Linked DNA regions of Homo sapiens: regions 2 and 3 are each linked to region 1. Evidence: chromatin loops called from intact Hi-C (ENCODE). Cell type or tissue: GM12878. All regions are shown on one strand. Each heading gives the region's core, and the rest is flanking DNA. Links, peaks and the distances in the headings are about the cores only.

Region 1 (10,502 bases), core at 2,404-6,403:
TGAGGGAAATAGAGGTCAGCATCCCCTATCCCTTTTCTTCTGCTGAGTTCAGTGTCTGCCCATGTCCACACATGGGAAGGTTACTGACTTATTCAGATATATGGATAGATGTGGTCATTAGAAAGACCATTGAAGTTGCCCAACTTCTTTTAGGTCAAACATAAGCCAAGCTAATACCAATTGGCCTTTGTGCTGCAGAAAACTTGTATTCAAAGCATTTACTTTTTAAACTCAAATTTGCATATGCCCTTACCTTGTAGAAGAGGAGATGAAGTTGTAAAATTATTCTGAAATAGGATTTTGCAACTGAAATAGAGGAGAGATGAAAGTAAGGGGTTTGATAATGCTGATACCTAAGAGAATATGAAAATTTGGTTGTGGGTAGAGAGCAAGATCAGTGAGTAATTTTCCTCCTGACTCTAACCTGTAGGACATGATGAGGTCGTGTGGAGGTCCTTGGAGGGGTTCTGAAACCAGGCACTCCACCAGCTACTACTTACTGAACACTGCCTGTGCCGAGCACTGCTTTAGGCTCCAGGAATGAAGAAGCAGTCAAGATGTGCTACCTGCTCCTGGAGCTTCTGTGTGGAAAAGGCACACAATAGCTAATTACAAGGCAATGTGGCAAGTGCTAGAATAGAGAGTAAAGAGTGCTCTGGAAGCACATCAGGCATTGAAGGCTTTCCTCTAGAGGATCTGGGAGAACTTTGCAGAGGGAATTTTTTTTTTTTTTTTTAGATGGAATCTTGCTCTGTCTCCCAGGCTGGAGTGCAATGGAGCAACCTTGGCTCACTGCAACCTCTGACTCCCAAGTTCAAGCTCACTGAAACCTCAGCCTCCCGAGTAGCTGGGATTACAGGTGCACACCACCATGCCCAGCTAATTGTTGTATTTGTAGTAGAGACGAGTTTCTCCATGTTGGCCAGGCTGGTCTAGAACTCCTGATCTCAAGTGATCTGCCCTCCTTGACCTCCCAAAGTGCTGGGATTACAGGCGTTAGCCACTGTGCCTGGCCTGCAGAGGGAACATTTGAATTAGATTAGGAAGGGTAAGAAAGGCTCCTCCAGTTTGATTCAGGGAAAATGGCATTCTAGCTAGAGAGAAAAGTTGGTGTAGAAATCCCAGGATGTAAAGTGACATGGTCAAGTAGTGATACAAGGGTAAATGGTGAATGAAAGGGAGTGTTAACAGATGAGTCTTGTGGAGGAAGTTGGCCAGAGTCATTGGTACTTCATGTATAGGGAGTGGAGTTGATGGAGGATATGAAAGTGGGAATTTACTTGGTCACTCCAATATTGTATGTCCGGGGGAATCCTGGGGCCTAAAGCTCATATGATTGAGGGTATTTTTGATGAGTTAAATAATATTTATATTTGTATTTTGTACTAATGCAAAATTAAATGCAGATCTGTGAAAGTGAGGGGCTCTGGGCTGGGCACAGTGGCTCACACTTGAAATCGCAGCGCTTTGGGAGGCCAAGGTGGGTGGATCATGAGGTCAGGGGTTCGAGACCAGCCTGGGCAACACAGTGAAACCCCGTCTCTACTAAAAATACAAAAATTAGCTGGGCGTGGTGGTGGGTAACTGTAATCCAAACTACTCGGGAGGCTGAGGCAGGAGAATCACTTGATCATACCACTGCACTCCAGCCTGGGCAACAGAGCTAGACTCCATCTCAAAAAAAAAAAAAAAAAGAAAGAAAGAAAGTGAGGGGCTCTGAGTTTAAGGTTCATTAGGTTCAAGGTAAACTCTCTGCTGGTTCATAGAAGGTGAATATTGGTATAAAGCACCCTTACTCTCAAATAAATTCTGAGGATAAGGAGAGACTTGCTTTGTTAGAAAGAAAAGTGACAGAACCATAAAACAAATAGAAACCTAGTTTAGACGGGCTGAGCTGGCCTGTATAAAGATGTCCCTTGTCTGCTTCTGGAAAGCTGTTACCTCTCACTTTATATAGGAGCAACAGATTGTGCCTTCTGACAATCCTATCATATCCTCAGTGTTGCCTCTGGCTGCTCCTGGAAGGGGACCAATCCACTGGGGCAGGATGGTTGGAGACACAAAGGCAGGAGAGGGGGCTTTCGTTTTTTAAGTGTGCCAGATATCCTGTGTTTAGACAGATGTCAATACCATTCCTTTATTCCTGGAGCCTGTATTCCATACTTGTTGTATATGAAAAAAAATGTCACCAGACCTCATACATTTTGCTGCTATTCTTCCCAACAGGATCTGAAATAATTGATCTATTAATCTATGTATGCAATTTTTTTCTCTTTCCAAGTACTCCTGGAAAGAAAATGTGGGGGAATTTACCACTTTCTTCTAAGATTTTCTGCATATCATGCATCTTACACCAGTCAGCTAGTTTGAATTTATGAGCATTTTTGGTATCTTTCACATCTCTGCTATCTCTGGCATATTATATTATTTATACCTTCTTTTTTCTTTCTTTTCTTTCTTTCTTTTTTTTTTTTTCTTTTTTTAGACAGGTTCTAGCTGTCACCTAGGCTGGAGAGCAGTGGTGCAATCTCGGCTGACTGCAACCTCCACTTCCAAGCTCAAACAATCCTCCAGCCTCAGCCTTCTGAGTAGCTGGGACCACAGGCACACCAGCCACCATGCCTAGCTCATTTTTTGTATTTTTTTGTAGAGACAAGGTTTCACCATGTTGCCCAGGCTGGCCTTGACCTCCTGAGCTCAAGCTATCTGCCCATCTCAACCTCCCACGGCACCTGGCCTATTTAAAACATTACATCATGATATATGTTAAACACACACCTAAACACACATAGACACACACACACACACACACACACACCAAAGAGATAGCTAATTCCCTGTGTTACAGATGAGGTCATGTAATTTGCCCAAATCTATACATTTCATAAAGTCAGAGTTCACATTTGAAATCTGGTCTCACCAACCCCAACACTCAGTCTCTTCCCAGTAGGAATTTTAATTTTGTAAGGGCTCCACAGTTTAAAAAAATATTTAGGGCCATCATGGCACTACTCGAGGCACCCATAAAAATATTCTAATTTGCTTTCAACTAATGGAATCTCTAAAGAACTTGGACTTTTGTCTGATGTTGCTCATTAGAAGTTCTAAGAATAAGCAGAGATATGTTCTCATGTTTCTGTCATAAATTTCACCACTCTAATGTCCTCATTGCAAACCCATCTCCTGCACAAAGAAGCCGTCCTTCTTATTTGGCATGCAGATGTGATTTGATGCATGACAGCAGTGTGATCCAACTACTCAACATCATGTAGCTCTTATACCAACCAGAGTGAGCTCCTAGATATTCCTATCATGAGTGGTTTGAGTTCTTCCACAGGAGACTTTATTCTTTCTATCTCACTAATTGAATATTTATCACATTGTTAATTATTCAAGTGTTATTTCACTTTTACACCTAACTTTGGCGCTTGTATGCAACCATTTCTTCATGGACACATAGGGTCTTCCTTGTATCACCTTATTTAAATGTATATCCTCTTCTCTAATTAACTATGTCCTCTTCAAGGACATAATCAGTGTCTCGTAAATCTTTATATTTCTCACAGCACAGAGCACAATTCTGAATATGTTTTCCATAATTATTAGAATGAACAGGTAGATACATTTAGGTATAATGATCTTTGACAAAATTGCTACTGTACCATCTCCATATTGGTAGAAGTCAATTAGAGGCAGCTAGCAATTTTATGAAATCTTTTCAGCTTTGATAGATTCTCAGAAAACTCTAAACGTGATTTATATATCTCAGTGGCAGGAAAAGAAGCAGTTTCTGATAGTGAGATTATATAGGTGATTTCACATGTCTCTTCTCCAAATAACAGGCAGATATAATAATCTGTTTTTTAAAGAAGGAAAATCTGACTTGTTTAACACAAAGAGATTAAACTTAAGTGAATGGAATTTAGTAAGATTTTTATGCAATAGACTATAGACACTTAAATCAATGTCCTTCCTAGAAACAATTTTCTGTCACTATGACAGAGATTATTAATTGCCTTAAAACATCATGTGGGTCTGAAGAAGGAACCCATCTGAATTCACAAGGTTAAATGTTTGAAAAACTAAGAAAAGAGGGTCAGAGAGGCATCTGACAGAAGAGTCATTGCAAGGGGGATACATTTTTAAATCCATCTCTACAGTTTTTAAATCTCTCTCTCTCATGTTCTCTCTGTTCAGTGAAACAAGAAAATACCAAAAACATGGTGAATCTTAGCACCAACAAGGAAAAGGAATTTGACAACATTACTCAGGCTATGTCTATTGACTAGATGAAGACAGTAGATTAAAAGCTGGTTAAACATTCATCCAGTGAAGGCAGCAAATGGACAGTTGCCATCCTAGAGAAACTCTGTTAATGACATGCTACAGGACTATCTCCTTTGCAATGTTTGCATTGACAAATTGTATGAAAATATACATGGCCCATTTATAGAAGGAGAGCATAAAATAAAACTGAGTGGGAGAACTTTACATATGTAATTGCATTTATGGAAGTACAGAGTGTAGGAAAAAGAAGAGTTTTCTTAGCTACTCAATTTAAAAATGAAAGTGATAATGAGGAATCTGAAAGTCGATTTGCGTGAGAGTTTTTATAAACACTTTTGAATGCTTGGGCTAATTGGTAAAGCTTAGGGTATTTCCCTAAAGATACAAAGACAAGGCCAGGTGCACGTGGCTCACACATGTAATCCCAGCACTTTGGGAGGCTCAGGCAGGCAGATCACCAGAGGTCAGGAGTTCAAGACAAGCCTGACCAACATGGTGAAACCCCATCTCTACAAAAAATATAAAAATTAGCTGGGAGTGGTGGTGGGTGCCTGTAGTCCCAGCTACTCAGGGGGCTGAGGTAAGAGAATCACTTAAACCCAGGAGGCAGAGGTTGCAGTTAGCTGAGACTGTGCCACTGCACTCCAGACTGGGCAATAGAGTGAGACTCCATCTCAAAAAAATAAATAAATAAGGAATCAAAGATTCATTTTTCTTACAAAAGGACGGACACGGAGTCTTAATTACCTACACATGATGGTAGGACATTTGACTGGAAAGTTGGGGGGCAGCTGAAGACTAAGGAATGGAGCCCAGGTATACAGGGTGAGGCTGCAGTCATTATGGCTAGAGAGAAGATATGAGAGGTACAGAGTTCCCTGAGGCTGTACTGAATACCCACTGCCATTTTTTCACAGCTCATCCATGAAATTTTTAGAGTCAAGGGTTAACTTGTGAAGGAGAATGAACACATTCAGGAATATCTCTGTTCTCTAGCAGAGGTCCCATATTAGTTTGCTAGGACTACCTTAACAAAGCACCACAAAGTAGCTGGCTTAAACAACAGAAACATACTGTATTACAGTTCTGGAGGCTGTAAGTCCAAGATCAAGATGTTGGCAGGGTTGGTTCCTTTTGAAAGATGTGAGGGAGACTTCCATGTCTCTCCCACAGCTTGTGATAGTTGCTGGCAATCTTTGCCATACCTTGACTTGTAGAAGCACCACACTGACCTTCGCCTTCATCTTCATATGGTGTTCTCTCTGTATCTGTGCCTCTGTCTCCAAATTTCTCCCTTTTATGAGGATGCCAGTCATATTGGATTAGGGTCTACCCTAACGACCTAATTTTAAAGTGATTACCTTTATAAAGATTCTCTTTCCAAATGATACCACGTTCTAAGGTACTGGGAGTTAGGGCTTCAACATATCTTTTGGGGTGACACAACCCATAGTAGGCACCTTATCAGTATTAAGGCATCAGTAGAATTAAATCAGACTTTATTAAAGATGTAGGCAGCTCCCCATAAACAATGATGGCGAAATGGCAAAAGTGAGTTTGAAAATGGTGCATTTACTATTTAAAGAGAAAAATGTAAAAATAGCTTCCTGAGATCAATAATACATTATTTTTTTCACCATTTTCTCATAAATCCGCCTTATGGCAGACTATGCTTTTGAAAATTAGTTGATTTCCATTTAGCTACTGCTGCAAACAGACTTTAAAGAAGAAATAGTAATTGAAGCATCTACATCAATAGTAATCCCATCCTATGAAAATGGCCTTCATCTCCTAATTGTCTATCCTATCAGGAACTAATTCATCAAAGCTTGGTATAGTAGACTATGTCTTAGACTAGGAGTGAGAAGTCCTTGATTTTAGTACCAATGCTGTCATTAATTGTGTCTTCTTTATGCAAATCACTTGATAATTCTGGGCCACGGTGTTTTACTGAAGCCACAGAGGGATAGTTTACTGGATTATGTATATAAGTATTCTTGGAGTCTCTATGCTACTTCTGATGCTATACCATTCATGAAAATAAATTAAATCAAAGATTGAATAGAATTCTAAATACCAAGAGATGAACGTAGACATCAGTGTTAGTGAAGGAAGAAATGTGAGTGAAATAAAGTACAAAATAATGCAATTTGATTTATGAAAAACTATTTGATCATTATGTTAATTAATCCCAGTTATTTTGGGAAATTTCAAGAAACTTCTACTAGATTTTTCAAGAAGAGAATAGATTGTTACTCCATCTAAGACAATGTTTTTTAAGCCACTGTTTTTGGAACTATGAGTCACTCTGTTTATTAAGTCAACTTAGTGTGTCATAACCAGAGCTAAGAAAAAAACAATGTATTAGAATGGAACATAATAGAACATAAAATAATAGAAAAGCAATGTGAAAATGTTTTTTATGTTAATATATGTATCTTTGAGTACTGGGTTGTGAGGAACAGTGCATTTCCAACAGTCATCTCAGTTAGAAGCATAAAAGCTTCTGCCTATCTTAAATATCATCCATGCAACACTATCTTTTCAAAGGTTTGAAACTACAGATAGACCATGGGATCTAAAAAAGACAATAATGAAATAAGGAAAACATATTCAATTCTCATTTTGTTTCCACTAACTTCTTTAAATAACTTGATAAGCTTGCTGGAAATAGAAAACAAATGCTTTAGGGGAGAAAAATTTAACATGAGATGGATAAGAAATATGTTAGAGAATATAGTCATTTTAAATAAGCCCAGTTCTCCAAATCTAGAAGAATTTTACAGTAGGTCACTGAATGTGTTTACTAAGAGATCCCAGTCAACTTAGAAAAATACTTTTGTGAGCAGAAAACTTTAAACCTTGAATAAAGCAGAGACAATAGTATAATGCGTGCTTAAATGACTGTTACCTGGCTTCAATGATTCATAACTCATGATCCATCTTGCTTCATTTCAACTCCTCTTCCCAGCCTCTTCCCTTTCTCCCAATTATTAAAAGAAAACTTCTGAGATCATCACTAAGCCTATAAACATTAGTGATAATTAATATTGTTAGTATCCTGTAGTGTTCAGATTTTTGGTAAACTTTTAAAAACTGATAGTCCACAATGAGATACTGCTTTGTACATAATAGAATGTCTAAAATAAAAAAAGATATAATGATATATGCTGATAGAGATGTCGCAAACTTGAAACCCTCATCCACTGTTAATGAAAATGTAAAATTGTGCAGTCATTTTCAAAACCAGTTTTTCAGTTCCTCAAAGTGCTAAATATAGAGTTTCATATATGATCTCATAATCCTACTTCTGGTTATCTACTGAAGAGGAATGGATACACACATCTACACTAAAACTTTTACTTGAAGGTTCACAGCAACACTATTCATAATAGTCAAAATGTAGAAACAACCACAATGTCTACAAACTGATAAATGGCTGTAAATAAAATGGGTCAATCCGCACCATGAATTGTTACTCATCAAAGAAAAGGAACAAAGTGCTGATGCCCACTACAAAATAGACAAACATTGAGACCATTATCCTGGGTGCAAGAAGCAAGTCTCAAAAGCCCACATATTGTAGGATCCTATTTATATAATGTCCAGAATAGGCAAATTTATTGGGACAGAAAGTAGATTACTGATTGCCAAACGATGAGGTGAAAAAGTGGGGAAAATTAAGGAGTGACTTTTCATGAGTATAAGGTTTCTTTCTTAGGTAATGAAAATGTTCTAAAACTGATTATGGTGATGGTTGCCCAACTCTGTAAATATGATAGAAACCATTGAATTACACACTTTAAGGAGTGAATTTTATGGAATGTAAAACTATTGAATTTTTCACTCTAAGTAGGTAAATGTTATGGTGTGTGAATTTTATCACAATAAAACTGTTATTTAAAAAAGGAAGGGAAATGAAAACATATTAATAGGATGACAGTATAAAATGCTCTAATTTCCAAAAGGTGAAGGAGGTGGCAAACATACCAAAGGAATCATTTTATGTTTAGTCTGATATTAGTGAGTAGACATTTTTGAAAGGGGAAAGAAATGAGGTAAGGAAACTATTTATTAAAGGCACTTTCTTTGTCTCTGGCAGAGGCTGCACATTTGGGTAAACCAAATTTCAATTTGTTGTGTTCAGCAGGTACACATCTGCTGAATTTCTCACCTGTTACCATCCCCTGGGAAAAATCTAGAGATAGTTCTGGTCAAATGATCTCTAGGCTTCATATCGAGAGACTATGTACTCCCAATATGGACCTCTGAACTCAATCAAATCACCCTAACTGTAGGGGACTCAGAGTTACTCTACTTGTGTTACTTACTCAGGAGAATTGTCCTCAGTAAATATCACAGATAGAGTAACTGAGTCCTGTTCAGATTTACGCTGCTCTGAGGTACAGTAACTGTGAAGTACAACTCAGATAATTGATATAACAATGTCTTGAAAATTGAGATGTTGCATTATTGCCATATTTGTCTATATTGTTGTATAGCAACGGGACCTATTCACAGAAAAACAAATTTGAGTTTTGGCCTGTAGATAATAGCTACTGTGGCTATTGGTGGTCCATCGTAACCTATGGCAGTCTCCATCTCTCACTCTGCAATCCTTGTACCACTTCTGGCAACTATGCTGTGGTGTCCTGTTAGGAAACACAATAAATCCTATTACTGTGGCTTATTTATATTCACGCATGTATTAAGAGATAGACTTTTTAAAGGGGGGCATATTTGTATTTTTAAATGGTAGGCAAATCCTTCTCACAGTATAAAACTTCTATTTTCCTCCTAGACCCCCTCTCATATACTCTAAATCATGTACTTAACTTCAGAGCTTAACGGGGATTTTTTTAAGGAGTTGGGGAGATGGCCAACCATAGCTTCTCCCATAAGGAGGATTACAGAAAAATCTACATACATTTCACTCTTACCACCTCTAATTTGTTTTAGGCTTCATTTTTTCCCTGTTCCCTCTACGGCCCTCTTTCTGTCGAGTCAGTAACTGAATCAAGTGTCGAGAAGTAAAATCCAAAAACGGTGCAATTCTTCTTTTACTAGGAGAGGTCTTTTCAGATTGAGCTGTTGGGACATCAAGGTATAATCTTGATGTCCTATCACCCTGTAGCTGGAAGTGAATTTTGATAGTATCTATTGCCACCTGCTTTTACAGATGGAGATTTTAAGGGAAAGTGGAAAAGCTGCTCAAGGATGACCTCCTCCAATGCCTTTCCTGGCCCCAGTGGCTGAGCATTCACTTTCCATTGAAACTCTCTGTGTTCTCACCACATACCCCAGGAATGCACTCACACCATAGCTTCGCATTCCACCAGGCTGCTTATTTTCTCTCCTCCTAAGCTCTAAATTTTTTGAAGGCACAGACCCTTTATTAACTTTGTTAACAAAGGCTAGAGAATTGCACCTACCACAGGCAGGAGATCTTTTTAGATCAATCCTCATTTAACAGCAGTCACTAATAGGCAAATGGTGTCCGATGCCTTGGCTAAGAGATTTTAATCTGAGCATAAGCAGTAAAAGTAGGCATAAAACAACACAAGGCCTCACTATTCTGCTTCTATATTTCAAGACCATTATCACTCTGTATAACATTAAGTCATTAGGCTGCAAAATCTTTGATCAGGAAGAAACTGATGTTTGTGTCATGCAAAAATACAAGTAAATCAAACAAAACAACACATGTGCAAACAAATAATAAACTTTTCTGCACAACTTGCTGCACGACTCTTTGGCTTTAATGCCTTTGTGTGTTTCAGAGTAACCTCTTCATTCCCAAAAATAATTTTAGAGACCAAATCTCGATCATTTTTTTTTATCTTGGCTTGACAACATTCCAGATGAACTGTCACTTTTGCTTCATAATTAAAAAATGAAATAGAGCTCTTTTTAGCTATTCTTCTCCAGCCTGTCATTAGGTATGAACACAAGTCAGTGCCGACATATGGATTTATATTTCCTAGAAAGAGCAGGTGTTGATGGGAAAGAAGATATAAACCAACTTAAATTAAACTGCTTCTGCATATGAAATGGCTGGCTGCTTTTGGGCAGACTTTATTTCACCTGTAAATATTTAATAGTAATTGGTGTCTGTGGGTTTTGCTAGAGGGAATGGTTCTTACTCCTACTGACTTTGAGGGCCCAGGTGGCTCTGGGGAAAAAAAAAAAAGAAATTGTTTTGTTTAATTTTTCCA
Region 2 (10,502 bases), core at 4,374-8,373, 120 kb before region 1:
TTGAACCTAGATTTGTCTGACTCCAAAAGTTTGCTTTTTTTTTCTCTATTTCTACCATTCTTACTCTAAAGGATTGCATGTCTAACTCATAAGTAAATACAAGAGTTGGAGTATTAATAATGTTGCCTTGATTAAAGATTGGCACGGCCTCAATGTCTAAAGAAGGTTGGAAAATCAGAAGTCGTGAAGACAGAAAGGATGTGTTGAGTTTTGAAGTGTGTCAGAGGTATTTGGGGTCACCTTTGAAAAAAGATCAGGGACTGCATTTCCTGGCATGTGGGGAAAGAGGAGTTATTTCTAGCTATGTCCAGCCAGAGGCAAAATCTTTGCCTTTGGAGATAAGGATTTTTTTTTGTAACTGCATATTTCTTATAATAGACTAGATTTTAATGCTGGAGCAATTTCTAATATCTAAGCAAGAATTGCTTATTCCAGGTTGGCTGGTTGTGATACCTGTGGTGTCTTTCCCATTAAAAAGTATTTTTCATGTAACCCAGATGTTCTGTTCTCAAAATCAATCCACAAAATAAGAATACATTTCATATTTAATAGCAAAATTATGATAACTTGAGAACTGCTGGCCTAATGGTTACCAATTAGCCTTCTTAAACTCTCTGAGCGTTCTCTGGGGTGCTAACTCATGTGTGAAGGAAGGGGCCCCACATTTTTCCACTGAGGATGAATTTTCATCTCATCACTGTCAAATAAAAAATCCAGACTTAGTAAAGAGATACTTTATTCAAAAGAATATTAGAAGAAGGAGAAAGGGACTAGCAAAATAAGGAGAACTCTCTGACCATGTGATTACCTAGGGAACAAGCATTTTAGCCAATCATTTATGAAACAATGGGAATTTGGAGTGTCTGTGTCTTACCACATGTAAATAAGATGGGCATCCGTGAATCATCAGAGTCATATGGGGAAGGGTGTTTCTTTGCAGTTAGCTGTTTTCCAGAACACAAAAGATTAGGTGGAGTACTTCTTAGCCATCCCTGTTTTACAGCAGTTTTCCTCAACCTTTTTGGCACCAGGGACCAGTTTTGTGGAAGACAGTTTTTCCATGGACATGGCAGGTGGGTGTGGGATGGTTTTCAGGATGAAACTGTTCCACTTCAGATCATCATCAGGTGTTAGTTTGATTCTCATATGGAGCATCTGGATCCCTCCCATGTGCAGTTCATGGTAGGGTTTGCACTCCTATGAGAATCTAATGCCACGTCCCTCTGATCTGACAGGAGGCTGAGCTCAGGTGGTAATCCTCACTCGCCCACTGCTCACTTTCTGCTGTGCAGACCAGTTCCTAACAGGCCAAAGACTGGTACCAGTCCATGGCCTGGGGGTTGGGGACCCCTGTTTTACAGGAGCTCAGGGCTCAGGCAAATTTCAACATTGTCACTATGTTTGGACTGATGCATGATCACTGTGTTGCTGGGCACACTTGGCTCCTGGGGGTGATGCTGCTCTTGCCACTGCTCTAGGCCCCAGAGGCTGACTCTCCTCCTGTCCACACACCTTCCCAAGTATGGAAGAGAAATTTCCATTGATTCAAGGTGCACAGCTGAGGTCAGGCTTTGCATTTTAGTAAGAAGTATATTGAAAGTTTGGAGAAGAAGGACAGTACATCACAGAGAACAACTCAAAACAGTCACATCTGGTCATCGTAATTTTAAGTCCAAGTTTAAAGCCAGACTACACTCTAGTTAAAGGTGCAAAATGCGAGTCTTCATTTCCTGTCCCAGCATCAGCCTTTTCACAAGATGATACAATTGAATTGTCCTCTTACTTAAGATAAAAATCCAGTCTTAGAGAGTAATCTTGCCTTTGGACAGGCACCAAGTGAAGCTATTAATATAATCAACCTAACAAGACTACACTCCACAATGCCACATATGAAGTGTCTCATGTCCAGTCAATATTGAGCCTCATCTTATTCTTTTCACAGCACCTTTTCCAGGATAAGAGAAAAATTATGGTGTAATAGCCTTCACCTTACTAAAGTCCTTTCCATCTCAGTGTGCTACTCCTGATACCATCTACCCAGAAAAGAACATACAAAACCCTCTAAGAATAAGAAATTATTTATAGACGCCATAGTCTAAACCCAGACAAAATAACATTCATTTTCACAGAGACAATAAAAAATATTTCCCAGAATATTCTGCTTTCACCTGGTGTCTCCCAGCTGGGTCAGTTCTGTTTATCTTTCCAGACTCAGGTTAAATATTCTTTCCTCACTTAAATTCATCCTAACTCCACATTTATCGGTCCTCTTCTTACAGATCCTCATAGTACTTTTCACTGACTCATTGTCCTTCATACATTTATCATCATTAATTATTTGTGTAATTGTTGCTTATTTTTTCTGTCTCCTGTAGTAACTGGTGAACACCATTAGGAGTAGGTCAGACTTTTTAACACTCTAACTCTCCTGGCATAGAGAGGAGGTTCCATAAATATTTGAGTGAAAATCTGTAGAGAAAATCTTTGATAAAAGATACATCTCATTTTTATAGAGGAGAAACAGAGAAGTTCTGGGTCTAAGACATCAGTATTCAGGTGGAAGATGACCTCTGGCTTCCTAAAAACAGCAAGTAAGACCTAACTTATATTGCATAAATATATGGCATGGTTCTGTGTTTTCTGTTTTTCCCCAAAATAAAGTCATTACCTGCCTTAAAGGTAAATTAAAGTCTCCACTCTTGAGTAGTTGAGAAAATATGCAGGAATCTACAAAGTGGCAGTTTTTTCAGCTTCTATACCCAACATGATATTTAAAGTAATAGCTTATTCTCAGCCAGGGTTTGAGGTTATGTATGTTATTTTCAGAACTAATGATGTATAGTGTAATGTAGTGTAATTTGAGCTCTTCAAATGATAATACCTGTATTTATACTGTGATTTACCATTTTCAAAGCAATTTTACATTGGCTCATTTAATCTTCATGAATACTTTTTGAGGGAAAATAATAAAAAAAAAACTTGTACACCCATTTTAGAAATGAAGAAACTGCAAACCACATCCATTACCTAACTAACCCATGACCACACAGCCAAGAGCAGCACTGGGACTCCAGCCCAGTTCTCCTGACTTTAACTCCAGCATACTCTCCGTGATTCTCTGGCTGCTGAGTCAACAGCAAGGCGACTTGGCCTATTTCTATCTTAGTTTGAAATAGTTTGTGTGTCTTTGGCCTCCTTTTCAAAATGAGAGCCATCAGTTGGGTTTATCTCAAAGTGAATTTTGTTCTTTGGCACTGGACCTTCTTTTCTAAAGGATAGTCATATTTGGAAAGGATCTCAGCAGTTATTCAGTCCAATGCAACACCCCCACCATGTGGCTGTCCAGCCTAAACTTGAATATTTGAAATGATGGAGAACTCACTCCTTTATACATGCCCATGTATATAAATGTTGGCTTGAGATTTATGACAACTCATGAGATAAATACTACAATTATTTTTACTTTATAAAAAAGGGAAACTGGGGCACACTGAATTTAAAGAATTTGCCTAAGATTACAAATCTAATAAATTATAGACTGAGGATTTGGCCCCTGTCAAGCTAACTCTAAAGCCTTCTTGCTAAATGGCCATAGTATGCTGCCTGTGTATCTAGGTAGTATATCTCAACTGTTTCAAATGAGAGTAAAGCCTTGCAAGTATTCTGATGCCAATTTGAATGCACATAGACGTGTGTCCAAATAGATGGGGATTAAGGAAAGGAACACATTATTTAGAGATTTTGGTTTTGGCTTTATTCACACAACTTGGCTGTGGCAGTGCAGGATTCATCACATCCAAAGGAAATGTATTGGCAAAATGCTTCCTTCTTTAAATGCTCCAAACCATTCCATGGTGATTCTGGAAATTATCCCTTTTGGTTTAAGATAGTAATTAAAATCAAGAGTGGAGATCTAGTTTCATCCCAAACTGTATTTAAATTCAGAGGCACACCCTCCAGCCCTGTCTTCAATGTATTTATCTTTAAAACTGAACGTGAAGTTCAGAGTACACAAAGAATATCTTTATATTTCTCAATATCTGATTCAGCTTGGCTCATGATCCACCCTTTTTTTTTTTCCGGTGCAGAAAACTAAATCTCACAAGTTAAGGTAAATTTTCCAAAATCTAATCTCATTTAAGTAACTACTTCATCAAACCCATTTATCTCAGTTCCTCCCGCTTCCTTCTTTTTCCTGTGGCAGTATCAGGGTTTGGAAGCTCTTGGCCTGGAGTGGGGACAGGGTAGGATGGGAGGTGGGCATGTAGTCCCAGCCCATTGTGTATTTTTGCAGACCACTACTGAGCTGTGTCTCATCCTGCCAGGTCTTGATCATCAGCCCTGCTCCTGAGAGAGCTATATTGTCTGCTGGCCTGATTCACCATGGTCTCCAGTTGTAACATACTCTGTCTCCTTCCTATTCCAACCTGGAGGGCTCTTCTCATCTGCTTGCACTTCAGACACTTTCAGATGCTCCCCTGTGACAGTTGGCACTGCAGGAGACTCAAAGATAGTTTCTTCAGGTCTTCCTGTAGCTGTTGCTGCTCTACCCAGTAGCTAAGTGGTTTGTGATATTTGCAGGCCATAGCCCAAGGAGAGAGAAACTTTCTCAGCTTTGAGATCCTCTAAACTTATTTAAGGTTTTCTTTTCTTTTTTTTTTTATTATACTTTAAGTTTTAGGGTACATGTGCACAACGTGCAGGTTTGTCACATATGTATACATGTGCCATGTTTGTGTGCTGCACCCATTAACTCATCATTTAACATTAGGTATATCTCCCAATGCTATCCCTCCTCCCCCCACCCCACAACAGGCCCCAGTGTGTGATGTTCCCCTTCCTGTGTCCATGTGTTCTCATTGTTCAATTCCCACCTATGAGTGAGAACATGCGGTGTTTGGTTTTTTGTCCTTGCGATAGTTTGCTGAGAATGATGGTTTCCAGCTTCATCCATGTCCCTACAAAGGACATGAACTCATCCTTTTTTATGGCTGCATAGTATTCCATGGTGTATATGTGCCGCATTTTCTTAATCCAGTCTATCATTGTTGGACATTTGGGTTGGTTCCAAGTCTTTGCTATTGTGAATAGTGCCTCAATAAACATACATGTGCATGTGTCTTTATAGCAGCATGACTTATAATCCTTTGGGTATATACCCAGTAATGGGATGGCTGGGTCAAATGGTATTCTAGTTCTCTCTACCACCCTTCATTCCCAAGGTTTTGACCCCAAAAATGGAGCATAAAGTAAGTCTCCCCCACCAACTCTCACACACGGAGACACACTTACATCTCAATCCCAAGCTATACCCATCACCCATGTTTAATGCAGAACTTTTTCTTATCATTTCCACACATGGTTGTTGTACAACTCTTAGGTCAGCAATTTTCCCTTCCCACTCCATGGTTGGTAGCTGAACTCTGTATTCTCAGTACTAGAGTTCTTAAAGAGCTAAAAACAACAGTGACAGTGACAAAAGTCTCTTTCAGTTTCAAAGTTGATAAAGTCGGATACCAAATGAGGCTTTTTCCATTGTTTTGGAATTTTGGCTGAAACCCCAAACCTGAGAACAAAAAGTACCCTGAAATTTTAAATAGAGAACAAAGTTGCTGCCAGTTACCTCTTCCAGTGCTTACTGAGAGGTTACCAAACCCATCTTACAATCCCTATCCTTCCCTCCTCAAACAACCTATGCAAATAGGAGCCTAGGAATTCCAAGGAAATTGGTTAAAGGACATGAAAAAATTGTCGGTAGTAATCATACTTGAAGCTTTTCTATTTTCATTGTTCAGTGATATGGAAGGGATTCTCCAAAAGAATTTCACTTAGAGAGATCTAGGGTGTCAGCAGGAAAGAGAATGGGATCACCCTCTCCAGGTGGATGTTGCTGAGCTGTAAAATTCATAAGTCATAAGTGCAGTGCAGCACATCAGAGTATAGTACTATGAAGCAATTCTTAGGAGAACTTATTACAGGTGGTCTGGTAACCATAGAATATGGTGCATGCTTCTAGCTCAGCAGCAGTAGGTGGCTGGAGCAACACTGTTGGGAGCAACTCTGTTGGGAGAGCAAGGAAAGAGGCAGTCAAGGGAAGACTACCCTTTGCTGTTTGGTACAGCAGGATGTTTGAGAGTGGCCCAAATGGATACTGTGGAAAGTAGCTAGAATCAAGCCATCTTTTAGTTGCCCAATAGGGTGTGCTTTGGGGCAAAGGGAAGCCAGCAGAATCTGTGAAATGTGTTCCCAGGGGCAGAAATGGAGGTGAGAGGAATTGACTAAAGGTCCAGGTGTCAATGTCAGGAATCTGTGCAATGTGAGGTTATCACAAGGATTCTGGAAAACCCAGATGCTTTATCTGGAAAGAATAAGCATGTAGACATCTGCTGCACCGAGAACATCACTGGATAGTCAGCACTAGCCTGAAGAGACCATGAGAGCAGGACCTGAGAAATGAAAAATATTTTTTTTCCCCTTTTTGAGAAGAGCCTAAAGAGGTAGATGGAAATGCTATTCACTTTAAGTCCCTCAACTGAGTTTGTGTTGGGGCAGAGTATGAAACTTTCATTGGGATGAGAGAAATCACTTTTGATTTACTTTCAGATGACTAGTTTTAGTGCCTGAAATAATTACGAAAACAGGGTTTGCTTTTAAAATCAAGGGTGAATAGCAAGTCATGGTTCAGCTTGAATTGTCATCGAAGAGTAGTAGGGAATATATCTGAGAAACAATAAAACTCATTTCTATAGACTGAGCAACAGAGGGTTACTGCCTCCGTGCCATAAACTTCTAAGAACCAATTTATGAAGTCATTGTTAAAGATTAACTTGTAGTTACCACTAGAGTCATTTATGACTTCTCTTTTTTAGGGCTTTAAGTCTCAGCTTTACAGATAATTGAATGGTGGAATGATGACGAGAAAAATTCACAAGCAATATATATTTCAGTTAATATTTAAAATTATTTTTCTCTACATGAGAAAGTTGTCTAAATGCTATCCCAAAATTACTATTTTCTAAAAATCTAGCATTTTATTCCTGCCAGCTTTACACAGTGTAGTACAGAGGTAGGGGTTGAGAAAAGCATTTTTCTGGAGATATTTTTATCATGGTCTTTGGAGATATCCTATTAACTTTTTTTGTTCTTATTCAACTAGCAAATTGTTACCAGATTAGTTCATCTTGCACAGAGTTTGCAGAGAGCCAGGCTTACCCTCACTGCCTCTTCAGATGACTACCATAAACTTTTAAGATTTATCATCTGCTCCTTAGATAATTGCAACAGTAAACTAAGAAGTCTCTTCATCCCTCTTCCAGATTTGTTCCTTCTAAAACAGTTCCTATATTTCTACCTGAGAAATTTCCTCAACTTATCTTATCTTTATCTGTGTTTTAAACACAGAAGTTAATGCTCTCTATTGTAAAATCAAGTTTCAGCTTTTTATTCTAAAATATTATTGTAATTGTCCAGCATGTTCTTTTTGCCTGCTGCAGAAAAAAAGCCAATACATGGCGATAGTAGCATTGCCGCAGAGAAAAAGTTCAATTACCACAAGGTGTCTGGGCAGGAGGATAAGAGCTATTTCTCAAATCCATCTCCCTGAGAGCTTAGAGGCTAGAGTTTAAAAGAATGATGTGGTGGGCAGGGGGCTAGGGAATGGGTGCTGTTTATTGGTTAAGGATGAAATCATAGATGTATCCGAATTGTCTTCATGTACTGAGTCAATTTCTAGGTAGGGGTCACTGGACCATTTGAGTCAGTTCCTTGGTATGACTCATGGGTTCAGGTGGCCTTGGTTGGTCTGCTTGAATGCAAACATCTGAAAAATATCTCAAAGACCAAACTTAGGTTTTGACAATATGGCTGTTATCTATAGGAACAATTGGGGAAGTTACAAATCTTGTGACCTCCAGCTACAAAACTCCTAGCAGTAATCAAGATAGGGAACAATGGCTGGCTATCACTTAACTATGTTTATAGCTTAGCAGAATTCAAGCCCCTATCATAATTTTAAACTTGTGACCTTTCATCAGTTTTTACAAAGGCAGTTTCATTCCCCAAACAAGGAGAGTTAGTTTCAGGAAGGAGCTATTATCGTCCTTCCTTTAAAGTGTAAACTAAATTCCTCTGGTAGTTAGCTTGGCCTGTGCCCAGAAATGAGCAAGGGCTATTAACTTGTAAGGTTATAAGCAAGATGGAGTCAGCTGTGTTAGATTTCTCTGCCATAATCTTTGCAAAGTTAGTTTCTTTCTTTATATTCAGGCACTTGTCTACCTCTTTATTTTCCTTTCTCACTTCCAGCCTAGTAATTGTCATAACAGTCATTTTCCTTCTACTAATACTGGCACATCAAGGGCAAATACAGTATCATTTTCAAGACTTTATTCTCACAGCCTGGCACAGTGCTTGGAAGATAGTGAGGATGCAACTAAACAGAGTTCTAGTTCTTTTATATTTCCTATCTTTTTTCAGACATAGTCAATCAAGTAAAATATAGAATTTCATAATTACTTGAAAGAATGATGATATGATGTATCCTTCCACAATGAACGTACCTAATTTTGGAGGTTCTTGAACATTTTGAGCCTCTGTTGTTTGCTTAGTGAGTTAGGTCGGAATTTTAAAGCAAAGGAAGGCAGCAAATAAAATGAGGCCAGATTCAAAGAAATCTATCTTAAGACTAGAGGGTATTTAAGTTAAATAATTTTTAAAAATGCAGTCAATGCCCCTGTTCACTGGCGATTTAATGTATATTACTCATTACTAGGATTATGCTAGAGGGCAGAAATAACTGTTGAAAGTTACAGAAGTCGCAGAACTGACATTTTTTTACCATAACTTTCTTTTGTCTCACATCTGGTGGGTGACTAAGATAGGATGTCCTGAGGCATCTTTCTTCATCCAAAGCGTGTTTTTAATCCATCATCCTACAGAATTAGTTACAGGAGAAGTTCAAACCCCTACCGTCCAGGGTCTCTGTTGGAGAGCTACATCTACATTTATGGACCTAGACAGTAGCCAGCCATGATGAACTAAACTTCTGAGACCATGGAGTAAGGGAATGACTACCATGTGGATGAGACAGAAGGCATACTGAAGGTGAGGCTGTGGCTAAGGTGAAAAAGAAGATTATTTGGCAGTGGAAGAAGCCTAATAACTGAGGGAAGATACCATAAGACAGTGTGTGTATGTGTTTTTAAAATAGTCTTCATTTTTTGGAACAGTCTTAGATTCACAGCAAAATTGAGCAGAACGTACAGATTTTCTGCATATCATCTTCCCCCACCCAGATATAACTTCCTCCATTATCAATGTCTGGACAAGGGTGGTACGTTTGTTATAACTGGTGAACCTACATGGACATGTCTTAATCACTCAAAGTCCACATTTTACATTAGGGTTCACTCTTTGTTTTATATATTCTGAGTTTGAACAAATGTACAGTGACATATATTAACCATTATCGTATCATAAAAATTAGTTTCACTGCTCTAAAAATCCTCTGTGTTCTGCCAATTCATTCCTTTCCCTAATCTCTGGCAAACGTAGAATTTTTTTTGCCATCTCCATAATTTTGCCTTTTCTAGATGTCATATACCTGGAAATGTACAATAGTGATCTTTTCAGATTGACTTGGCTAACTTAGTAGCATGAATTTAAGTTTCCTCCATGTATTTTCTTGACATGATAGCTCATTTCCCTTTAGCATTGCATAATATTCCACTATCTGGATGTACCACAGTTTATTTATTCATCAAACTACTGAAGGATGTCTTGGTTGTTCAAATTTTGACACGTATGAATAAAGCTGCTATAAACATTTGTGTAGACATAAGTTTTTAACTCCTCTGGGTAAATATCAAAGAGCATGATTGCTAGATTTTATGGTAAGAGTATGTTTAGCTTTGTAAGAAACAGCCAAACTGTTTTCCAAAGTGGATGTACTATTTTGCATTCCTACCAGCAATGAATGAGAGTTTTCGTTGCCCTGCATTCTTTCTAGGGCTGGTAGTGTCAATGTTCTGGATTTCAGCCATTCTAAATCCAGTAAGAAAGTGTTTTGATGCTGTTTGTGTGGTTGTAAGGAGCTCACAGAATTTTGCAAAGTGAGTGAGTCTTCCTCTTCCTGCCACCTGCTCCAGCCTCTCTCCTGTTCACATTAGGCAGGAGAAGCAAGGCTTGGATCTTTCTTTTCTATACCTTGCTGTTTTTGGTCTCTGGAAGGTCTAAATTTGGTTTCAGATCTCTTCATTTCCTTTCCCAGAGCATGGCCTTACTAAAATTTAGTTTTGCTGACTAACAATTCTCTAAGGCCTGATTTCACTACTATCTAAATAAGAACACTTGGTCTGACTCATCCTGTGATTCGCACTCAAAATGCGCCTTTAGAAGGACTGACACTTATTCTGAGGTGATGGAAGTGGAAGTTTGGCTCTGCCTTATCTCCTGCAGTCAGTATTAGCTTCAATTCCTGATTTACAAATGTTGGGTCCTGTCAGGCA
Region 3 (10,502 bases), core at 3,833-7,832, 1.1 Mb after region 1:
TAAACTTATATTTATAAACCAATTTATTTGTTGATTCCCATGAAGTCAGAATAATTTATTTTACTGACTATAACTTAGGGAGGAAGGCACTAGTATATTTTCAAAATGGAATCCAAATTGATTCTTAAAAAATTTTATAAATTGAAATTGCTCACAATAAACAGGCATTTTGCAAATGAGGCAGAAAGACATCCAAATTCTATTTACAAATGTTCGTATATGCCTATCTAGCAAAAGTAGCAGGTGTGAATGATCAGATTATGAATTTATGAATTAAAATTTATAATCTATTTTGTAATTATGTCATGACAAGATAAAGGAATAAACAAGATATTTTATAACAATGGCTATTATTTTGACTAATTAGTTGAGTATTCTAAATTTTGTCTCAACACTTAGATTTAATTCTATGGAAATAGTTATTTTACAAAGCAGTCACACATATCAATTTCTTATACATTTATACAGTTCTATTCTTTACCCTTTACTGATACTTTATCTTATTCACTTGACAAAAATCTGTAGACATTTTTTAATGTTAATATTTTGGTTCTAAAAAATCCTACCCTTTTCTTACCAGTCAATAAACCTCCACTAACCGTCACAGATATTTTTACTGTTAGGCATCCTATCTAGTATTTGAAAGTAAACACTTCCTTACATTTGGAGATAAAATGATGTTTTCCTTCTTAGATTACTCATGAAATGTGTCTGTACTCTTCTAGTAAGTCAGGATATCTGGAAGACAGAAACAGCTTTATTCTTCTCTTTGACTCAGGGTTCTTAAGAGAGTGTTTGGTAAATGTTTATTGAATTAACGTTTTACACAAGTCTGGGATATAAGTAGTACAGTTTTATATTATTCCCGGAACTTCCTGTCAACCCATATGTTTCTATCCATTTATTCCTTTGTTCACTTATTCATTAATTTGTTCATTTACATTTACTCATTAATTCATTCCATGAAAAATATTGACAAAGTGTCTTTGACCTGACGCTTAAATTATAAGTGCCATTTGAAAATACAGAGATGCGTAGAGAAAAGCTTGATTAAAACAATATGATAAATATTAGAGATGGAAAAATAAAGAATTCAGTTTGGTTGGAACAAATTCTGGACACCTATTCTACTGCCAATCTCAGCCTGGATTAACCTGTCCGTCATCAAGGATAAAGGAATGAGTGCAGCCTGACCAATTCACTGCTACTATTACAAGTAGCAAATCCAACCCACCTAGGTTTCAGGAAAATGAACTTAGCACATTTCCATGTCTGAAGTTTCTTCTACGGAAGAATGCTCATAAGCAGAACAGATGAGACAACATGTATACAAAAGCATGTAGTTTATTACCTATGCTGACTGTGACCAGTTAATGAGTGAACCAACAGGTCTGCACCACACTCAGAGGGCATGTTAAGTCCAAAAGCTGAAATTAACTATTTTAGATTTATTCATACTATTTTCACATGATTTGATTAATTTTCTATAGGACAAAACATCCCCAATTTATTCCCAGATCTTCTCCCAAGGTAAAATAACTGGACAATGTATCATTCTGGCAAAATAGAGTATTTATGTTTTTAACACGATTTCTTCTCATTACAATGAATCAACCTCTTGTTTACGTAGCCAAATAAGCATGGCATGTTGAGGTAATCCTCAGCTAGACTCTTTGTCTTATGCGGTCAAACTCCAGTTTTGTCTTGGTTAACCTTAATTTCGTGTTTTCAAGAAAATAATATATTAGCAGTTACTTCTTCTAGGTCCCATTTATCGATAAGTTTTTATTTACGTCCTTCCTTTCTCCTAAATTCACTGATTTATTTTCTATTTCAACTCACTATTCCTAACATGTTTCTCTCCTTCAATACAGCACAGTGTTCCTCTGTGTTCTCCCTCTGGGTTACATAGTCTCATTCAACCCAAATGATATGTAAACAAAAAGAAGAAATAAAGTTAGAAGTATGAATTAGGTGCAGGGTCTGAGGTCATTAAAAACCTATCTGGGGAATTTGGACCCTTTTCAATGAGCGAAGGAGAATCCATAAACATAACTAAGTATTGGAGAAAGATAATTCAACAATTGCTCTTCAAATTACCATCTGACCATCATGAATTCAGCTGGCTTGGAAGGGCATAAAGCTGCATATTCATGCCAGTGAGAAGGCTTTTAAGATTGTGCAGTGGTAATTTGTGAGGGCTTGGATTGAAGTAGTGACGGCAGTAACAAGATGAAACAGACAGATTTAGATATCAAAGAGCAGTGCAGGCAGAATGAGACCCTAAAGAGCTGAGTCATACACAGAATGGGAGATTGGACATGAGACTAATTCTTTTTTCTCACTTGTAAGTGGGAGCTAAATGATGAAAATACATGGACACCTAGAGTGGAGCAACACACATTGGGGCCTTTTGGAGGTAGAGAATGAGGAAAAACAACTAATGGATACTACTAGGCTTAATACTTGGGTGATGAAAAAATCTGTACAACAAACCCCTGTAACACAAGTTTACCTGTGTAATAAACCTGCACTTGTACCTCTGACCTTAAAATAGAAGTTTAAAAAAATCTACATGAGTGAGAGAATGGTGATGACATTTACAAATGTTAAAAATGCAGAAGTTTTCCAATTTTGACTTTAGGCTTTAGAAATAATGAAGTAATGATGAGCGGGTTGTATTTGTCCAACCAAGGGATGGAAGTTTCAGGGAGAGGTCAGAGCTAGAGATTTAGTTCCATGTGCCATTTACATTTGGCTGCCACTCATGAGCTTTAATGATTTTTCCAAAGAAAAACCACCAGGACAAAGTCAATAGTCTCCAACATCCTCCCCCAACTATTAATATAGTAGCTATCCATAAACATCCTATTGAAATAATCTTCTGAAGATAACCCTAGGAAAATGTTGCTCTAGAATAATTTATTATAGAAAAAGGGTATGTGAAGACGTATTAGAAGACCTATAAATATTCTCATTCTAATAAAATTTGATGCAGAATCTAAGCTTTTATCTGAGAGGGCATCATGTATTGCAACAAGTGTCATTCCAGCTAGATACTACTCTCACTAGTATAATATCAATCATGTTAGTAGCAGGCTAAGTCATATTATTATGCTAATTTTTGACTGACAAGTGATTTTCAACTCTGTAATTCAGCAGCATCTACTTGACTTGTGGGACCTTCTGCTAGATCAGTACCAACCTGATACCTTGATTTTCATGCGACCTCAACCCATAAACTTTGCAAAGTTTAACTACGTTCTCCAAGTCCTCTGGTATTCTGTCTTTTTTTTTTTTTTTTTGGCGTGGGGGGAGCGGGGTGGAAACCATTCTCCCAAATACATCACATATTTATTTGATTTGTTATTTAGTCCTAAGCTGCCTTTAAAGCTCTAACAGTAATAGCTTTATTTGAATTGATAAGTTTTTTGTTGTTTGTTTTCAGTAATGCTACAAATAGAAAAACCACATGCATTATGGAAATAATCATAACCTTTCCACAAACATGCTTTGTCAACATTCTAATATTTAATCAGATATATCTGAAAACATATATATATATATATCAGTTTTCTTTTTATTAATATCTTCTATTCTGTCTGATTTCCTGGGAGTATACCACCAGGTTTAGAAATTACTCATATATTATTTACACACACACACACACACACACATATATATATATATACATAAAGCTATTATTTGAAACCTATTTTCAGAGAGCATTGCTTTAAAAAAGTTAAAAGAAATTAGCCAAGCCAGGCCCAACGCTCTACTTATCCTTTGATACTCACAAATATTCCCGAAAAATATTTATTTTTCATCCATGTTTGCCATCTATCTCTACTACCTTAAACTTTTTATGTTAATAGGATCAATAATTTTGGATGATGATTTTCAATTTTTTTATGACTCCAAATACTAAAAGATAGTTATTGGGAATTTTAAAGGTCTTGTCCTACAAATGTTTCAAACAACTTTGTATCTTGACCTATTATTTACTATTCAGATACATTATTTTATTTTAATTTCATTGTAACTTATTTCTTTCCTGAAATCTAATGTAGATATGTATATGAAGAAGTTGGTTAAAACTATATTTTCATACTATCATAGTACATATGTTTATATTTTATGTATATAAATTTTCTTGAGACAAGCGAAGTTGTTTTTTTATTATTTATATGTTATCTAATAATATTTAGGTAAAAACAAATATTTGATGAATAATCATTATTTTCAAGTACTTGCCTATTTTGTAAATTAATCTAACTACCAGTTATTGTAAATTGCACAAATATATCATTACTCATTTTAAGTCCTCATCTGGATGTCATTTCTCATACCAAGTTTGCTCCTTGGAATTGTCTTAACTCTCTTTACAGAAGAGTTTCTTCCAAAGCCTTAAAAACTTTCTATCAGAAAGAACATCGTCTGTGAAGTCTTCCTAGTGGTTGATCACCACATTCATTTAATCTATTCTCTATTTAGCTCTCATAGCACAGTTCATCACAAAGAGTAAATAACTAAAAATACTTTCTGAATTTCGGTCAATGATGTTGTTTTGCATAAATAAATTTGCAAATTTTTTGTTTCTCAGTAATTCTATATATAGTTCCATCTCACATCAAGAGTAAAAGTGAATTTGTTACTTATCATAATGGCATTTCTCAAAATATTTAATGTACCGAAAATTAAATCAAATAATAATGTATACAAATTAGTTGTTGATACACTTCTGTTGCATTTAATGCAAACTACTTGAGGATCTGTGACGATCCTCAAAAGGCTGAAAGCAAATTAAAAATCCATGACCTTATCAGAGTGTTGGAAGAAAAAAAATCATGGGTTTTAAAGTCAAATTGTCATTGGTGTGGTTTTGAGGAATTACTTAAACTCATGAGGGAGTTATCTCATCTGTAAAATAAGAATCACGAATAAGTCCTCCTTCTTTGTATAAAGATTACTTTTCTCTCCTCTCTGCTAGTCTTTGAGTTCATCCAAGCCATTGTCTGAAAGTTGCATCATCCCCATCCCAGTGCAGAATTTAACACCTAAAATTGACTCAACATATGAGTGAGAAAAAAGGCAAATAATGAGATTTTTTAATGCCCATGAAGAGGAAAAAGTAATTCGTAGGTCTGATACCATTAAGGAAGGACTCCCAGTAAATAGGAGTACTGAGCTTGACACCAGAGTGTGTATGGGACTGAAAAAAAAGGAAAGAATATTTCAGTTGTGCTTCCTCTAAGCCAAACGTAGACCTTCGTGGTAACTACATGAAAGCATCTTCGGCGTGTAAAAGTTCATAAAATGTTCATTAATAAATGTGTTTATGATGAATCTTTCTAGATATGTCAAATCAGTGCAGGACATATGTTTGTCTAGCCTAATGAGTAGAAGTTCTTTAAATTTCTGATCAGCATGCCTACAATGCCAGGATTAAAAAATAGTTAGAAATTAATTACTTAAAAGTATTCTTTGCCTTTTCTTTTTTTCTCCATCTCTCCTATTTTGAATCAATTTGAAACAGAAAGCATAGGGAGAGAATGTTTCATAGGTCATTGTGCCCTCTTGTGGTAATTCGATTTGGCAGATAAATACTGAAGAATCAGGCAGGAAGACAAGAGGCTGCTGGACCCTCTACCCATCCTGCCTGCAACAGATGATGCTCCTCTAGGCATGAAAGCCAAAGTAGCCACTAATGCATCTGAAACTACAGGTACATGATAAAGAGAGAAATTTGACAGAACTAAAAAGAGTTCAATTGTACCCACACTTTCTGAAAAAGCATTTTGTTTTTAGAAGCTGCATAACCTTTGGCTAGTTACTTAATCGTCCTGAGCATCACTAGCCTCTTTTTGAAAATGAATATATTCTCCTGTCCAAACAATTCCATAGGAATTCTGTAAAGATGTCATAGGTTATTTTTTATTAAAGTATTTCGTTATCTAAATGAACAAAATAAAAGGGCATATGATTACTATATTTCGTGGTGCATACTATATATATATATATGCCATAAAAATGTGTAAGTTCAAATAAGATGCATTTAAGTGTATTCATAACTTGCATACACATTGGATATTGAATATCCAATAGCATAACTTTTTTATTATTGACTAGAAATATTGATAACTTTTAGCACAGAAAAATATTAAAGTTGAGAAAATAAACTACTGTATTTTGTGTACAGTTATATCTACTGTTAAAAGAAAGGCTTTAGACAAAATAAATTTAGCAAAGCCTATTTTAGCAAATTTATGAATCAAACAGCACAAAGAACCATGAGAGGTTCAGACAGCTCCCCCCAGCGCATGGGAAGGCAGTATTTATAAACGAAACAAGGAAGCATATACGTATATAGCTTGTGTGGTTGGTTGCAGCTGAGTGTTGACTTTCTTTATGCAGGGTGTGATGAGGCATTTGCCTTATATGGACATGGCCTGAGCAGTTGGCAGCCTGTGATTGGCTGAAGCTTATCTCATGTAAGCGACTGAGACACAGCTACTTGTTACAAGATTATATTCTTAAAATTAGGCTGCAGTTTGCTACAAATTGATTCAAGAGAAGAGGCATTAGGCCACATTTAATTTAACACTACCTATCTACTCCTTCACTAAATATATACAAACCAAATAAAACAAGAATTTCAATTCAGAAAAAACTATTAATTTAGCAAAGAAACATTTAGGTAATTATAACATGTGTTTTTATTTATTTATTCAGCAAGTGATTAAAAATAGTACGGCAGTCTCTGCTTATCAAGGGTTTTGTTTTTCAGGGTTTCAGTTACTGCTGTACAGTAAAAGAAGATATTATGAGAGAGAGAAAGATACACCATAGTCACGTAATTGTTATAATAATATGTTGTAATTATTCCATTTTGTTACTAGTTATTGTTGATCTCTTATTGTGCCTAATTTACATATTAAACTTTATCATAAGTATGTACGGGGAAAAGCATAGTGCATATAGGGTTCAATACTATTTATGGTACTATTCTGGCATCCACTGGGTGTCTTGGAGCATATATCCAAGGATAAGGAGGGATTACTGTACCCTTTGTGCAAGACATTAGTCTTGGAGTAGGGAAAACATGGTGAGTTCCCACATGAAGCTAATGTTTTAGGAAATAAACATAAATAAATAATTATAAGTGTAAAGATAGAACTGTGGTAAATGCCAGAACATGAAATATATATGTATGAGAATGTTTAATAAAGAACATTTTATTAGTTCAGAAAATCCTGAAAAAGTGACGCCTGTGCTGAAATCTAAAAGAATAACAAACATTAGAAGAGCAAAGGATTAAGGATGGATTTGGGAGAAAGAGAAATATTATAGGAAAAAGCAGTTTTTAGTGGGGGGAAATACACATTGAAAGATTGAAAAGATCAGAAAGTCAGAGAAAATAATGGCTTTAGACAAGCAGGAAAGCTCAGGCTTTAAGAATACTTTTATTTTAAGACTTGTTCTTTTTATAATTTTAATTATATAGTTTATTCCTGGAGTTCTGTAAATAAAAAATAATTTCAAAAATCAGCTGAAATAAAAGAGGGAATTCAAAACAACCTACTCCACCCCGACACACATTTGCACAAATGCACACTCACAAAATTACACTCTTTTATCTGTTCATCGAGTGTAGTGGATTTTTTTTTTTTTTTGAGGTGGAGTCTCACTCTGTTGCCCAGGCTGGAGTGCAGTGCTGTGATCTTGACTCACTGCAACCTCTACCTCCTGGGTTCAACTGATTCTCTTGTCTCAGCTTCCCAGTAGCTGGGACTGCAGGCATGTGTCACCAGGCCAGGCTAATTTTTCTTTTTTTTTTAATAGTAGAGACAGGGTCTCACCATGTTGCTCAAGTTGGTCTCTCGAACCCCTGACTTCAAGTGATCTGCCCAACTTAGCCTCCCAAAGTTCTGGGATTACAGGCTTAAGCCACTGTGCCCGGCCATGAGTAGTGAAATGTTTTAAAAGAAAATTGAGAATAAATTTGTCTTTGCTATCTATTGTTTGAGCATATTCTTAATCAGATAAATTTATGGTTACGTGCTCTGTAGAAAATGTGTTTATCACCATTATAAGATACTCTTCTCTCAGCTGTTTCTTCTTGCAGCTGATTCTCTGTTGCACAGAAAGCTTCTGGCAGATCTCCCTCTATTCTTGGTAGTCCTGCCTTGTTTATTCCCCTCCCTCAGAGGATGGGCTGGATCTAGTTAGTGAATTGCTTCTAACAAATAGAATTTGGCTAAAGTGATGAGGTGTCTCTTTTGTAATTAAATTACAAAAGACGGTGATTTCATCTTGCTGGCACGTTCTCCCTGGATCTCAAGTCAGACTCTGATGGAAAGGGTCACCTGCCAGGGAACTGAGGGCAGCCTCTGGCCAGTGGCCAGTGGGACCTGAAGACCCCACTGGCTTACAGCTCCAAAGGAACTAAGTCGTGTCAGCAACCACTGAGTAGCTCAGAAACAGAACTTGCCCCTGCCCCAATCAAACATTGAAACGACTTTGGCCCCAGTCAGCATGGTGATTGCAGCCTCATCAAGGCTGCAAGGTGAGTACTCATGCGAAGTCCCTAGTTTGCCTGGGACTGAGGTTTCCTAGGGTGCAGGACTTTCTATTGTATAATCGGGAACGTCTTGGGCAAGCCCAGATAAGTTGATTATCCTGTTTGTAACAAAAAGTCAGCCAAAGTACCCACAGGAATTGTGAGGGGACTGTCGTGGGGTGGGGGGCGGGGGGAGGGATAGCATTAGGAGATACACCTAATGCTAAATGACGAGTTAATGGGTGCAGCACACTAACATGGCACATGTATACATATATAACAAACCTGCACGTTGTGTACATGTACCCTAAAACTTAAAGTATAATAATAATTAAAATTAGAAAAATAATAAAATAAATAAATAAATAAATAAATAAATAAATAAATAAATGTATGCAGTTTTGAGCTGTTAAACGTGAGCATAGTGTGTTAGGCAGCAAAATAAAACTGAGACATATATTCAAGGCTCATCCCAAATGTCAGCTCTTAGAGGAAAACGTCGGATTCTCAAATACCAGCAAGGAGACCCCTCCTCAGATCCTCTACAGTATCCTGTGCCTCTCTTTATCAAAGCATCCAAAAATACCATCTCATAATTGTCTGCTTGTTTTTCTTGCTGTTTCCCTAGGGTAAGATCACTTTGCTAGTGGAACACTCCAAGGACAACTTTGTAATATTGCCAGAGTAGATTTTGAAACAGAGTGTATATGTACATAGGATCTAGTTAGGTGACCTAACACTTTTCTGCATACCAGAAAAGATGACACTACTTGGGGGACGCCGCTTACTAGGACTAAAAATACTTTAGCTCAATTCAATTTTGATCTTCTAAGAGTTATCCACAGATTTACTATATCTTTTTCATGATGATGAAGTAGATAAAAACTTAATCACTGTTAAAGGCAAAGCTAAAATCTAAACCCCTTACTATATATTTGGAAGAATATGATTAAGATGTAAAAGAATATGGATTTCATGGTCAAGGATATTCTAGAATAAACTGTGTTTAAGTAACAAGAAATCTATAATAAAGTCAGTTTAAATACTTGTTCTGATTACATTCACATAGAAATAACTTCAAAGTCAATTCTTATTTCATTAACAATATTGGAAAGTAAATTTCGTATTTATTTTCAAAATAAATACAAAATGCCTGACTGAAGGAAGCAAATATGACAAAATAATTAAACTTTGTAAACTCTAATTTTATCTATCATGAGTGAATAGTCTTCCTCAGACATGTGAAAATAGGGTTTTGCAGCAGATGATACTATATTCTCTAAATTTAGTTGACAAAAACACTAAGTTACATGATTAGCATTGAATTCAGTCTCTGTGGGCCACTTAGCTTGTGTTCATACCATGGCTTTTGCTGAGTTCCCGGGAGTTGCCCTTCCAATCTGTATATACAGTCATGCTTTAACAAAAACATGCAGAGCGTGGCTAAAATAATGTGCTAGTAACATATTTCCACGCAACAAAAACACTTAGTGTTTTTTATTCTTTGTTTCCCTTAAATATGTTTTTATGTAATCAGGGTTAATTATTATAGGTTTTCCAAATACAGTCTAATTGAGAATGTACATTTTCCAATTCCTAAACAAATGTTTATCAACCTGATATGTTAATTAAGAACTCTATTGCAACATGGTGAGACTCCATTTCTACAAAAAGAAAAAAAAAATCAGCCAGGTGTGGTGGTGTGCACCTTGCAGTCCCAGCTACTCAGGAGGGTGAGGCAAGAGGATCACTTAAACACAAAATTTGAGGCTGCAGGGAGCTGTGGGCGCACTATGGCACTCCAGTTTGGGCAATGGAGCAAGACCCTGTTTAAAAAAATAAAATAGAACTCCACCTACCTACAAATTCAAATTCAGTCCCCAGATTGTCAGATTTCTTGACTGGATGGTTTTGGGCTTCAGTTAGTTAGTTTTCTTCTACT

What was found. A loop is a pair of places that touch in the nucleus more often than their neighbours do. Peaks named below come from ENCODE experiments on the same cell type or tissue, not always from the same donor. Only the 100,000 strongest peaks of a DNase experiment are listed, where the experiment ranks them.
Region 2: it touches region 1 in a loop (3-fold over the local background); 1 of 110 quality-filtered maps calls a loop at or near these places.
Region 3: a loop joins it to region 1, with 2.6 times the contacts of the local background. A loop is called at or near these places in 1 of 110 quality-filtered maps.

What each region holds. Positions count from the first base shown.
Region 1 is chr2:14,300,619-14,311,120 of GRCh38, reverse strand. All of the region lies in intron 2 of LINC00276 (long intergenic non-protein coding RNA 276), which reads left to right. Among named protein-coding and RNA genes, the nearest start is that of LINC00276, 95 kb to the left of the region's middle. In GM12878, for the core only: no CTCF peak of the experiment used is centred there; a DNase peak (open chromatin) is centred at 4,560; H3K27ac peaks cover 1,323 bases.
Region 2 is chr2:14,420,968-14,431,469 of GRCh38, reverse strand. No RefSeq gene overlaps it. Among named protein-coding and RNA genes, the nearest start is that of LINC00276, 25 kb to the right of the region's middle. In GM12878, for the core only: no CTCF peak of the experiment used is centred there; a DNase peak (open chromatin) is centred at 6,639.
Region 3 is chr2:13,189,196-13,199,697 of GRCh38, reverse strand. All of the region lies in intron 1 of LOC105373436 (a long non-coding RNA gene), which reads right to left. All of the region lies in intron 1 of LOC105373484 (a long non-coding RNA gene), which reads right to left. Among named protein-coding and RNA genes, the nearest start is that of MIR3125, 460 kb to the right of the region's middle. In GM12878, for the core only: CTCF peaks have their summits at 5,576 (motif pointing left) and 6,326; a DNase peak (open chromatin) is centred at 5,567.